2 separate regions of the Homo sapiens genome follow, and region 2 is linked to region 1. A link is a contact called in ENCODE Hi-C data. All regions are on one chromosome and are shown on one strand. Each heading gives the region's core, a stretch centred on a gene start or an enhancer-like site at or near the end of the contact. The rest is flanking DNA. Distances are from core to core; before and after follow the strand shown.

What was found. A loop is a pair of places that touch in the nucleus more often than their neighbours do. Pooled maps may share reads with other maps.
Region 2: a loop to region 1 is called in a map of mammary epithelial cell, with 2.6 times the contacts of the local background. The contact joins the enhancer-like site here to the promoter of COMMD2 in region 1. A Hi-C loop is called at or near these places in 1 of 168 maps with a recorded cell type or tissue (mammary epithelial cell) and 5 of 50 pooled maps.

What each region holds. Positions count from the first base shown.
Region 1 is chr3:149,751,239-149,757,207 of GRCh38, forward strand. COMMD2 (COMM domain containing 2) reads right to left here and starts at 1,251. Exons shown (of 5, transcript NM_016094.4): 1 at 1,140-1,251; 2 at 972-1,049; 3 at 165-247. The coding sequence starts at 1,206. RefSeq lists a silencer at 1,407-1,476.
Region 2 is chr3:149,390,076-149,396,044 of GRCh38, forward strand. It overlaps LOC105374151 (a long non-coding RNA gene), which reads right to left. Exons shown (of 3, transcript XR_924574.3): 3 at 3,337-3,526. Among named protein-coding and RNA genes, the nearest start is that of TM4SF1-AS1, 15 kb to the left of the region's middle. Within about 2 kb of position 3,481, at least 7 of the 41 ENCODE cell types and tissues checked have a DNase peak (open chromatin) inside an H3K27ac peak, as active enhancers do.

The DNA.
Region 1 (5,969 bases), core at 1-2,500:
AGATGATATGATTTTTATTTTTTAGGTATGTCTTCAAAAAATCAATTATAAACCATTAACAACATTATTAAAACACACAGGTACCTGCCAGGACTATGATGTAGAGTACACCAGACCGTTCTTAAGAATCCAGCCAACACAAAACAGTCCAGAAAATCCCTTACCATGAGCTTTGAGCTCTCAGTGAGGAGATACGTTAATCCTTCCACACCATGCTGGACAGTGTCACTACTCACATTGAGTTTTCCTGAGAAAGAAAAGTAAAAACGAGCAAATAAATTACTACTGTAGTATTTATCTTGTTCATATTTGTATTTAAAAATAAACACTATTCATTATTACATGTTTTCAAACACTGCATGAAAAACAGTAAGTTGGCCAGAGGCTCCTGCTCCTTGTCATTCCACTCCCAGCCAAATGCCTTTGGTATTTCCCACCAAGTAACCTTAACAAAATGCAGAACTGTGGAGACTAGTATCAGGTGCGTAGCCCTTCTCTTGAATACGTAGCTCCTTCAAGTCTGGCAGAAGAGGAACTCGACAGGGATTGACTTAATCCCAGAGACTGCCTCTTACCCAGGGGTAAAACAACACTTTTTTTTTTTTTTTTAGCAAAAGCGGATATCTGAACAACTAATAATGATAACCAAATACTTGCAATTTACAGTTGACCCAGCTATTCCACAGACTTTGGTATATTTATACAAAACACTTTTCAGTATTTCTGAAAGTAAGGTGGTATTATGTACATTTTACCATGAGAAAACTGATTTAATAGAAGCTTTAACAATCTCACAGCTACTTAAGGGACGGGCAGGATTTGCACCCTGACTGAAGAGCTCTGCTGGTTTTATTCTACTACAATCGGAACAAGACCCTAGGACTCGCAATAATCCGTTTCTCTCCCGGGAGACAGGGAATGGCTCGCAACCGCCCTAGAAGCCTGCGGAGCCTTCCCCTTTCCCTTCTTACTGGCGGCGCCTTCGTAGATTTTTGGGTTTGCGCCGCGTCTCAGGAATTCCACAGCAATCCGCCCAAACTCGGCGACCACTGCAATGAAAGTCAGAAGGCTGTTGAGTGCCAGGCGCTGCCTTTGACCTCCTCCCCAGCCCACAGAACACCGCCCCCACGCCCGCTGACCCGCGCTGTCCACTTGAGGCAGGAAGGCCAGGTGTTCCTTATGCTCCTCGGACAATTCCAGCAGCATCTTCACTGTCCTACGATTTCACCCGGCAGCGCCGACCCCGCCTTCGCCACTTCCGGCGCCCGTGTCCCGGCGCCTAGAGGCTCCGGCGTCGCAGCGTCCGGAGCTTTGGGTTCCGGCCTACGAACTAACGCGTTACACTCGGACGTTCCCTGCAGCGCAGGCTGAGGTCAGAACATTGAAATCATCCCGCAAAGATGCAGTGAGCGCCTGCTGGGTGCAAGGTGCTAGGCTCTATGGGAGATGAAAAGGTGTTTCAAATCCGACACGCCCCCTCGTGGAGCATACATTAATAATATCAATAGTTCACATTTGTTAAGCACTAACCGTGTCAGGAAGTGTTCTTACATTTATTAAATACATTTGGAGTTCAGAAGAACCCTATGAGGTAGGTTCCATTATAATTTCCATTAGAGATAAGGAAACTGATAGACAAGTCCAGCAACTGACACTTTTATAAAGCTAATAGTTTCCAGAGCTTCTATGTTATCTTAAATGTATCTCAGTTAATATCCTCAACAAACATGGCTTTGTTTTTACAGATAAGACACAAAGCTCCAGAGATTATGTGACAAAGCCTGTGACAGAGTTAGATGGAGAGGGTTGGATCCCTCACTTACCTGCTGCAAAGCCCATCCTTCTACATAACAGCCTGAAAGCTGAAAGCTTCTGACAAGTTTTATGAGTGATTATAAATTAGGATAAAGATAATGATGACAATGACCGATGCTTACAGGATTCAGAGCAATGTTTTTGTTTGTTTGTTTTGTTTTGTTTTGTTTTTTACATGGAGTCTCGCTCTGTCGCCCGGCTCACTGCAACCTCTGCCTCCCGGGTTCAAGCGATTCTCCTGCCTCAGCCTCCCGAGTAGCTGGTATTACAAGCGCCCACCACCATGCCTGGCTAATGTTTGTATTTTTAGTAGAGACGGGTTTTCACCATGTTGGCCAGGCTGGTCTTGAACTCCTGACCTCAAGTCATCCAGCCAACTTGGCCTCCCAAAGTGCTGGGATTACAAGCATGAACCACCACACCTGGCCCAGAGCAATGCCTTTTAAAAAGTATTTAGCGCCTGTGATAATTTAGTTCCTTTTCCAACTCTCTTCTCACCTGCTGTGGTTCAAATATCAGAGATGATAAAGTTGCTAATTGATAGGAATATGATTCTTCAAATCTTAACCCCTTGAAAATGGAGGGTGTGGAGGAAGAGAGGGGAAGGGAAGAAGACTCTTCATATCTGTCTTTTCTATCTAAGGCTTGAGACAACTCTATATTCTGAGTCTCCCAGGCAGACTAAAAATTGGAAGAGTTTTTCAATTCACTTCTCTGTGTCTACTTTGTCCTTCACATCTGACTGAAATTGTTTCTTCCACTGGGACACAGAAAGACAGGTCCTTGAACTTATTAGTTAGTTCTTGAAGTAGCATTTGCAGAGAGAACACAACTTTTACTTAGACTGTGAATTGCAGATTAGCAAAAATTGCATCATTTCCTGAAGTTGCCTTTATTCACACATTATTGAGAAAACATCCATTATTAAAGAATAATTTTCAGAAAAGGTAAAATCATGATTCTTCTACAAGTGTACAATGAACACATGTCAAAAAATGTATTGAACTAGTTAATTAATGAGAGAATTACAGCATTCTGTAATTAATGAGAGATTACAGTAAAAACCAGTTTCAACTGATTCAAAAGAGGTATTCAAGAACTGTACATATATAGGGAGTAGGAATGCTGAAATGAATTTGCAAATAGACACAATATTATGCCAATATGAAATGGCCTTTCTTGTCTGTAATCTCAGGGAATGAAGTGAGGACAGGCGAGGTGAAGGTGAGACTAGGGAGTAGCACAATAGGCTGTCTAAAAAAGGTGGTCAAGGAACCAAGTTAGGCCAGGTATGGTGGCTGATGCCTGTAAACCCAGCACTTTGGAAGGCCAAGGCGGGAGGATCACTTGAGGCCAGAAATTCAAGTCTAGCCTGACCAACATGGTAAAACCCCATCTCTACTAAAAATACAAAAATTAGCAAAGCTTGGTGGCATGTACCTGTGGTCCCAGCTACTTGGTAGCCCAAGGCATGAAAATTGCTTGAACCTGCGAGGCAGAGGTTGCAGTGAGCAAGATTTGAGTCACTGCACTCCAGCCTGGGTGACAGAGTCAGACACTGTCAAAAAAAAAAAAAAGAAAGAAACCAAGTTATATCCAAGAAAAACCAGCCTGGGAGTTAAAACACCCCAGGATAATTTATAGAGTGACTTCTGTTGCCATAAGTGATATAATTGTTTAGAAAAAATTACCTGAGTGAAAATTCAAAACTCTAGATTCCAGATCTGGCTCTGACACTACCTGTATGACTTCTAATAAGTTGTTTTTATGTTATAACCATAGCCTCTTCGTCTGTAAAACTGGCATTTTAATACTGCCCTTCTGTGCCATGCAGGGCTGTTATGATGCTCAGATGAACTAATAAATTCACATTAAAAATTGATTTTGATGATCAAATGAAACAATAAATTAGAATTAAGCAAACAGCAGCATTTACATTTTATAGGAGCAGATTTTATGCTCCTATAAATTCACAAATAATCATCTTAAAAGCCATTCATTTAATTTAACAAACTTTATTAAGCAATTCCTTAAAGGTTCAAAGATATGCTATGCTTTGGCAATTTGTAGATGAATAAAACAATGTCCTTGCCCTCTAGGAGGTGTCAGAAAAGTGAGGGAGAAAGATAATGAAGTAATTTCCATACAGTGTGATGAGTAGCAATACTTGGAGAATGAACAAAATGAGAAGGAAGCATAGGGAATGTACATTAACTCTAATTTAAAAGAATCAGGCTGAGAATAAATGTCCCAGCATATCCTGTGCATGTTAATACTAATGCTCTACAATTAGATTTACATTATAAATATATACAGTCTTAATGTCACTTCATGCTATCTTACTTCCAGGGTGAATGTGAACAAATAATAAATACTCAGTATTTTTTTCAATTGATGCTGGTAGAGAACAAGGCTTCATATCAATCATCCCCTCACATTCTCTCTGCATCTTTCTATCCCCCTCCAGCTCATACGTCTTTCTTTTCTCTTATATTTTCCCATTTATTTTCTCCTTCTTAGGTATTCTAGCCCAGAATCCTTGCACAGGATATTTCCTTAGCTGTGTTTCAATGACACATAAAATATTATCACCCCCTGCAAGGAATTACAGCTCAATTCACTATACTGTCAAGAGGACAATAACGTGGTGACAAGCCTCACTCACACCAGCCACCTTCTCATGACTCTAAAGCTGGCACCAAATGCATGAATTAGCTCCTGACATTTTAAAAAATTATTTTAATTCATTAAAAAAATGTATTATAAATGCAAACAGAAAAGGGTACAGATTTTTTAAATACTCATTGTTGAATCTTCTCAAATTAAACACACCTATTACTCCAGAACAAGAAATAGAATGTTACAACACCCCAGAATTTCTGCTGTGCCTCCTGCCAGTCACTATCATCTCTTGTTTTCTCTATAGTGAACTAATACCTATACACATGCTGCCTTACAACATCCCTGTAGAATCATCTATGTGTGTGAATGCGTGTGTGAGTGTCTGCACGTGCATGTGTGTGTGTTTGTATTAACCTTTGTGCCCCAACCCAGCAATATCTAATTGGGAACTCAAAGGCATTTTTTAGAATGAGCCTTAGATTTTAGGCGCCTCTGACTATTTTACCAAAATCTATCTTATAATCATCTTAGTAAATTGCCTCTAAAATATAAAATATTTAGAAAAAAACTTTAACAGACGATTTGCAAGACCTATACACTAAAATTTACAAAACTTTGCTGAGAGGAATTAAGACTTGAATAAATGGAAATGTATACCACCGATACAGAAATATACGTCATGGATTATAAGATTTAATATTATTAAAATGTCAGTTGTGCCCTATCAGAAGAATCCCAACAGGGTTTTTTTTTGTTTTTGTTTTTTGTTTTTTGTTTTTTTTTTTAGCAGTTGCAAGATTTAGTAGAGTGAAAACAGAGCTCCCATACAAAGGGAGGGGACCCAAAGAGGGTAGCCATTGCCAGCTCGAATGTCTGGGTTTATATCCTGATCATTGTCCCTCCCGTTGTGCTCTTAGGCAATAGATGATTGGCTATTTCTTTACCTCCTGTTTTTGCCTAATTAGTATTTTAGTGAGCTCTCTTTACTATCTGACTGGTCAGGTGTGAGCTAAGTTGCAAGCCCCGTGTTTAAAGGTGGAAGTGGTCACCTTCCCAGCTAGGCTTAGGGATTCGTAGTTGGCCTAGGAAATCCAGCTAGTCCTGTCTCTTAGTCCCCCCTCTCAACAGGAAAACTCAAGTGCTGTTGGGGAGGTTGGCCAACGACCGCTCTAACTGCTTCCTGCTGAATTGGGGCATAGTAGGGGTTGTGCAGTTGAGATTTCCTTGGGAGGGTTGCCTTTGATGTCATTAACATTGGAGCACAGGCTAGCAGGCCAGTCCAGGGGTCTGCGGTAGATTTTAGTCATGGACTGCATCTGGGGCTCCATTTGAAGAACTATTTGTAGCTTTACAGCTTCAATTCTGGAAGAGACAAACTTAACAAGGAGGTTAAAGATACAGGGATTGAAATGTGTGGACTGCAGTGCACGGGATTATTTCTTTGGCACACTTCACAGGCCCTGACTATCTGCTTGATAGTTTTGAAAAGGCCTGGTCCCATAAATAATGATTTGGCCATCTGATGGGTGCTA
Region 2 (5,969 bases), core at 2,231-4,730, 360 kb before region 1:
TAAAATTTAAAATTGGTAAAATTTAAATATGGACTGTGGGTTAGATAACAGCATTTTATAAATGTTTAATTTCCTCATTTTCATTATTATAGTATGGTGGTTATGTAGAAAATTATAAAGTGAATATGACAAGATGTTAATTTGTGAATGTAGTAAAGGGTATATGGGAGGTATTCGTACTATTCGTGCAACTTGGTAGTAAGTTTGAAGTTATTTCAACATAAAAAGAATAGTCCAGCCATGTTTATTCATACCTGTAATCCCAAGACTTTGGGAGGCCGAGGCAGGAGGATCTCTTCAGCCCAGGAGTTCGAGAATAGCCTGGGCAACACAGTGAGACATCAGGTCTACAAAAATATCAAAAAATTAGTCAGGCATTGTGGCATACACCTGTAGTCCCAGCTACTCAGGAGGCTTAGGTGGGAGGATTGCTTAAGCCCAGGAAGTCAGGGCTGCAGTGAGTTGTGATTGCACCACTTAAGCCTGGGTGACAGAGTGAAAAAATAAAAAATAAAAAAAATTTATATTGTTAGATTTTATTTTTAGAATAGTATTGGAAATCATTCAAATAGCTCTTTTGCCTCTGTGGGAACTTTAGGGACTTGGGGAGCACTAACATATAAGATACTCACCTACCAGTGTCACATAGGTATAAAGAGCATGAATGATACATAACCTTTTATCACATTATATAGGTTTTGTGTGTTGTCAGGAATTTGATGTCAAGGCTTCCCTTTATGACTAATTCTTATGTGTCATTCACCTAGAAGCAATAATCCTTGGATTGGTGTGCAGTAAATTTGGTGTGACAACAATGTTGTCATTGGTAGACCCTGATGAGACACAGTCCAGCTCTCTTTCTGGCCTGAGGCCCTTGTTCCTCCTCCTGCTGACAGCGTGCTATGAGTGTTAGCCATCCACAGCCCAGACTCTCTCAGGGACTGCCCTCTGCCTAAGGAAGCTGCGTCACCCAAGCCATGGCCCCTCCCTGAGGAGAAGCCATCTCTAACCACTGAGGAGGCGGACTATACCTGGCTTCCTTGCCTCAAGTGACAAACTCGGTAGGGCCATCCTAGCTCCACAGCTGTCTGTGGGGTTGGCCGAGGCCTCCGTTGAACTGCATCAGAGTTCATCTGCTGCCCAGCCCTGCTTCTCTCACTCCTCTCCCCTCATAGGGATGATCCTGAGGGCACTCCCTGAGAGACAACCTGCAAGCTCATCTCCACCCACAATCTGTTTCCCAGGGAAGCCCGTAGTCAGCACATGCCTTCTCCAAACCCATCAACTCACCTCCCGAACCCCAGGCTGCCCGACGACATTGCTGCTGCTTCCTATGGAATGCAGACAGGAACATTTCTGATCCATAAGGAACATGAATTTTTAAATTCCGATTAAAAAAAATCCCAACACATGTATAGGGCCTAAAAGAAATGAGTTAGTTCAACTCCCTACTGCCAAATTTGGCAAAAAAAAAAAAAAAAAAAAACCAACAAAACAAAAGGGTATTTCTCAGACCCTCTTGTGATACAATGTCCCTTTTCAGGACAAATTGATGTTTAATGATTTTGTTTACTTAAAAAAAATTTAACATATACAAAATTAGAATAATATAAAGCCCCATCGATTTCCCTCACCTGGCTCCAACAATTATCCGTGACCAATCTATCTGCTTTGATACCTCAACTATTCCCACATTATTTGAAGCATATTCCAGATATAGTATTATTTCATCTGTTTTTTAGTATCTTTAGAAGAGAATGAACACTTTGAAAAAACATAATCCTCATAGCATTATGTAAAATATTACAAATTAGTAAAACAAGTTCTTTAATATCATCAAATATCCTTTCAGTGTTGAAATTTCCAGTTGTTTCGTAAATATTATAAAAGTTGCTTTGTTTATACAGTTTGTATATCTGAATCAAAATCCAAATAAGGTCTGCGTATCATGATTGGTTGATAGTCTCTGAAGTTTCCCCTCCACCTACCTCTTTTTCTCTCCCTTTCAGTTGCTTTGTTGAAGAAAGCTGTAGAGTTTCCCGCAGTCCACAGACTGGAAACCTCTTCTATTGCTTAACACGCCAATTGGCCGTTGGACCTGGACACTTCATCAGATTCAAAGTTTTTTGGTTCTTTTTTTTTTTTCCTGTATTTGGCAAAACCACTTTTTATGTGGGATTGCGCTTTTTCATTAGGATGCACCTAAGGCCAAGTTGTTTTCCTTTTGGTAAAGCTCACAGCTGTGGGTGGCCAATGCCTGGGTATAATCATTCATTAGGAATTATGAATTTTCTCATTCTGTTTTAATTTATTAGCTGGATTACTTTTTATGAAAGGAAACTTCTCCTTGTCTATTATTTGATGACCTGGAGACTCAGTTTGCATTAAAAAGTTAGAATAGGGCCGGGTGCCCTGTAATCCCAGCACTTTGGGAGGCCAAGGTGGGCAGATCACCTGAGGTCGGGAGTTTGAGACCAGCCTGACCAACATGGAGAAACCTTGTGTCTACTAAAAATACAAAATTAGCCGGGAGTGGTGGTGCATGCCTGTAATCCCAGCTACTTGGGAGGCTGAGGCAGGAGAATTGCTTTAACCCGGGAGGAGGAGGTTGCAGTGAGCCGAGATCGCACCATTGCACTCCAGCCTAGGCAACAAGAGCAAAACTCTGTCTCAAAAAAAAAAAAAAAAGTTACAATAAATGCTAGATTCTTTGCCTGGATTTACCAATTTTTAAAATAATTTGTTAGTTCCCCATCATCTACCCAGTATGACCAATTAATTTTCATTTTGTTTAACATTAGTATGAACTTTATGCATTCATAATGTATTTCATCATAGCCATTGCAGTTATTATCTTTATTGATGCTTAAGTTGCTCTGTCTTTGGTCAGTAGAAGCCTCTTCAAGTTAGTTCATGAGTCCTTTTGCCATGGCCCTAGTCATCTTCGTACCTTTCTTGCTATGTGGTATTAATAAGAGGTGCCAGGCTCATCTTGTACATTTCCTGCCCGAGACCTGCACTCAGTCATTTCTCTAAGAAGTCCTGGTTCTTTTTGAATAGTATTTCAAAACCATCATATAGGCTCAAGGAGGAGTGCCCCGTAATTTTTTTAACTTTTATTTGAAATTTTATCATGTATATTTATTATTTTATTTATTCCACACAAATTATACATAAGTACACAGGTGAAAAAAAAGTCAAAGTAAAAAATTTTCCCACGCCTTTCCCATGCTACTTCCTCTGCCAGAGATAACTATAGTTAGCAATTTGTTGTGAATTCTTCTAGAGTTTTTCTTAGATAGTATTGTTACCTAAATAAGACTAAGGCACTTAAGATTCCAGATTATATTTTAATCTATTTGGAATATTCAAAGAAACAGAAGTCTGAGAGAAAAATATAATGGACTGCAATTTAAATCTTCTTTGGGATCAACAGCCAGAGCCTCCGCATTGCCAACTCCAGGGGGTGCTGTGTACATTCAGGTCTCTGTGACTGATGTCCCCTGGCGTTTGCAACACAGCAAACCTGCTAACAAACCAATAGTACAATGAGCAAGGGGTATGAACACACAGAAAAGAAGATGGTTCATAAATATATGAAAAGATGTTCAAATTTGCTTTTGACAAGAGAGTGCAAAATAAAACCACCAAAATATTATTTTTCATCTCTCGGATTGGCAAGGATTAAAATGCTTGTTAACATACCCTTATTCAGTGTTGGTAGAACGACTGCATTTTCAGCAGTTTGGCAATATGTATTCAATTATAAATTTATTTGCAGTTGCTAATTTAAAACACTTCTAAAAATATACCCTACACATACACTTGAGTGTTTGGGAAATGATGTATGTATAAGGCAGGGTTTCTTAACTCTAAGTAAAATTTGTCATTTCCTTTAATTATGAAAGCAAGCAGGAAACCATGATAGTATCAGCCTATGCCTTTGTTACCAATAAAATCACAGATATTTTACATCACATTACAATTGTTGCAGATATTTTGAAACAGCATTTATGCTCACTCATATTTTGAAATTACAAGAATTTGATCCACTGCTAGATCTTATTAAGTTTTAATAAATAAGTACATATATTTCTAAATAAATGTTTATATAAAGAATATTTTGATACCTATATATCAGCATAATTGGTTTCCTTTTAATCCTGAGAATTTTGCATGCACTTGAAAATATTTTATTAAGAAGAAATTAATAGGCTTCACCAGACTGCCAAAGGGGTTCATGACACAAAATAAATTAAAAATTTACAGCATCGTGTATATAATAGCAAATGATCAAAGCAACCAAAAGTGGAAACTGACCAAAAACCATTTGTACCTTGCTATAGTGAATACTCTGCAGCTGAAAAAAAAAAGGAATGAAGAATCTGCCTAATAAAATGAAACAATATCCAAGATATTTTACAGAGAGTAAAGCAGGATACAAAATAATTTATGTAGCAAGCTGCTACTTGTTTAAAAAAAATGAAAGAGAGAGTGAATATATACAAATGTCTGTTTGCTTGTATGTGCATAAAATAGCTCTGGAGGACACACAGTAAACTGATAATATTGGTGGCTTCTGGGGATGAGAACTGGGTGGTTTGGGGCTGGAGTGTTATGGAGACTTTTTCCTGATAAAACCTACAGGACCTTTAAAAATTTTGAACCTTGCAAAAGTATAATCTATTCAAAAATTAAATTTAAAAAAGGGAACACTTAAGAACTCCTTACTGGAGTCTGTACAGGAGATTCATACATAGCCCCAAGGCAACACCTGGTCGAGTCCTGTCTCTCCTCCTCTGTGGAGCCTCAGCCTGCTCTGCAGCAAGCCTTGTAGCTTCTATGCCCTCAATCTCCTATTCTGAACCCCCAATCATAACTTTCTCTCTAAGGCTTCTTTGGCTCTTGCCTTTTCCAACACCTTTAGCATTTTCTCATTAGCCTAGTCTAATGCAGAACAAGCGCACTCCAGCCCTGTCTCTCTATTTTTGCTGCACACAAATTGTTACAAGTCAACTAGGCATTGGTGGAACTGTTCTTAATGGGCAATGAAGTATGTGAATATTCACAAGTTTTTTGTTTCAAATATTTTTTATGTTTTCATAATATAATTATTTTAAAATAAAATCCTATTCATAGAATGAGGGTAAATTTTTAGTTTGTTGGTCACAAGTGGGGCCTAATCACTACTAGTTGTAAGAGGTCATAAATATTATGGGATTAGATCACTGAAATATTTCATCTTCCCAAAACTCCTCTGATAAATTTTCCACTCTTTCAAAAATGAAGCCAAGTTTCAGCACAGTACAGTGATGACCACCCTTGTCCAATACATCTTTGGCAATATAGGGTAAATTTATACTATAAAAGTAAAATATTTTGAAGAAAACGTTAATGCCAAGCCCTGAGTGATGATACTAGCATGAGTAATGATTGCCAAAATTATGCAAGTTTCAAAACAAATTTAAGCAGGGTTTATAAATATTTGTTTAGAGCCTTATAACAAATGCTGACTCTTCTTGAGATTTGTGTCAGCAGAAGGAAGCCTGCTATATTTTTGGAAAATATTTTGTTTAAAAGGTTCTTTGTATGATCAACAAAACTATAGCAAGGTCTTTCCAAAAGAATCTGCATGAACAAATAATTTAAAATTAAAATATAACCTTATTATTTTTACGGCGGACTCTGGGAAAATATCTGAGTTCTCAACAGAAACTGCCAGTTTGTTGTTGAGTGAGAGATGTGTTTTCTTTGGAGTCATGAACAGGATGAAGAAAACTGGGACAACTGCCAAGACTGGGCTTTGGGTATCTCCATGCTGCAGAACAGAACAGGGCAGCCAGTGGATGTGGTGGGGGTGGGATTTAGAGAGGAGAGGGATAAAATTTCCTGTGGCTTCTGAAGAGCTGAATAACAAGGTCAGTTATTAAGAAAGGAATAACTGGTATTTCCAGCTTCTTTTCTCATCC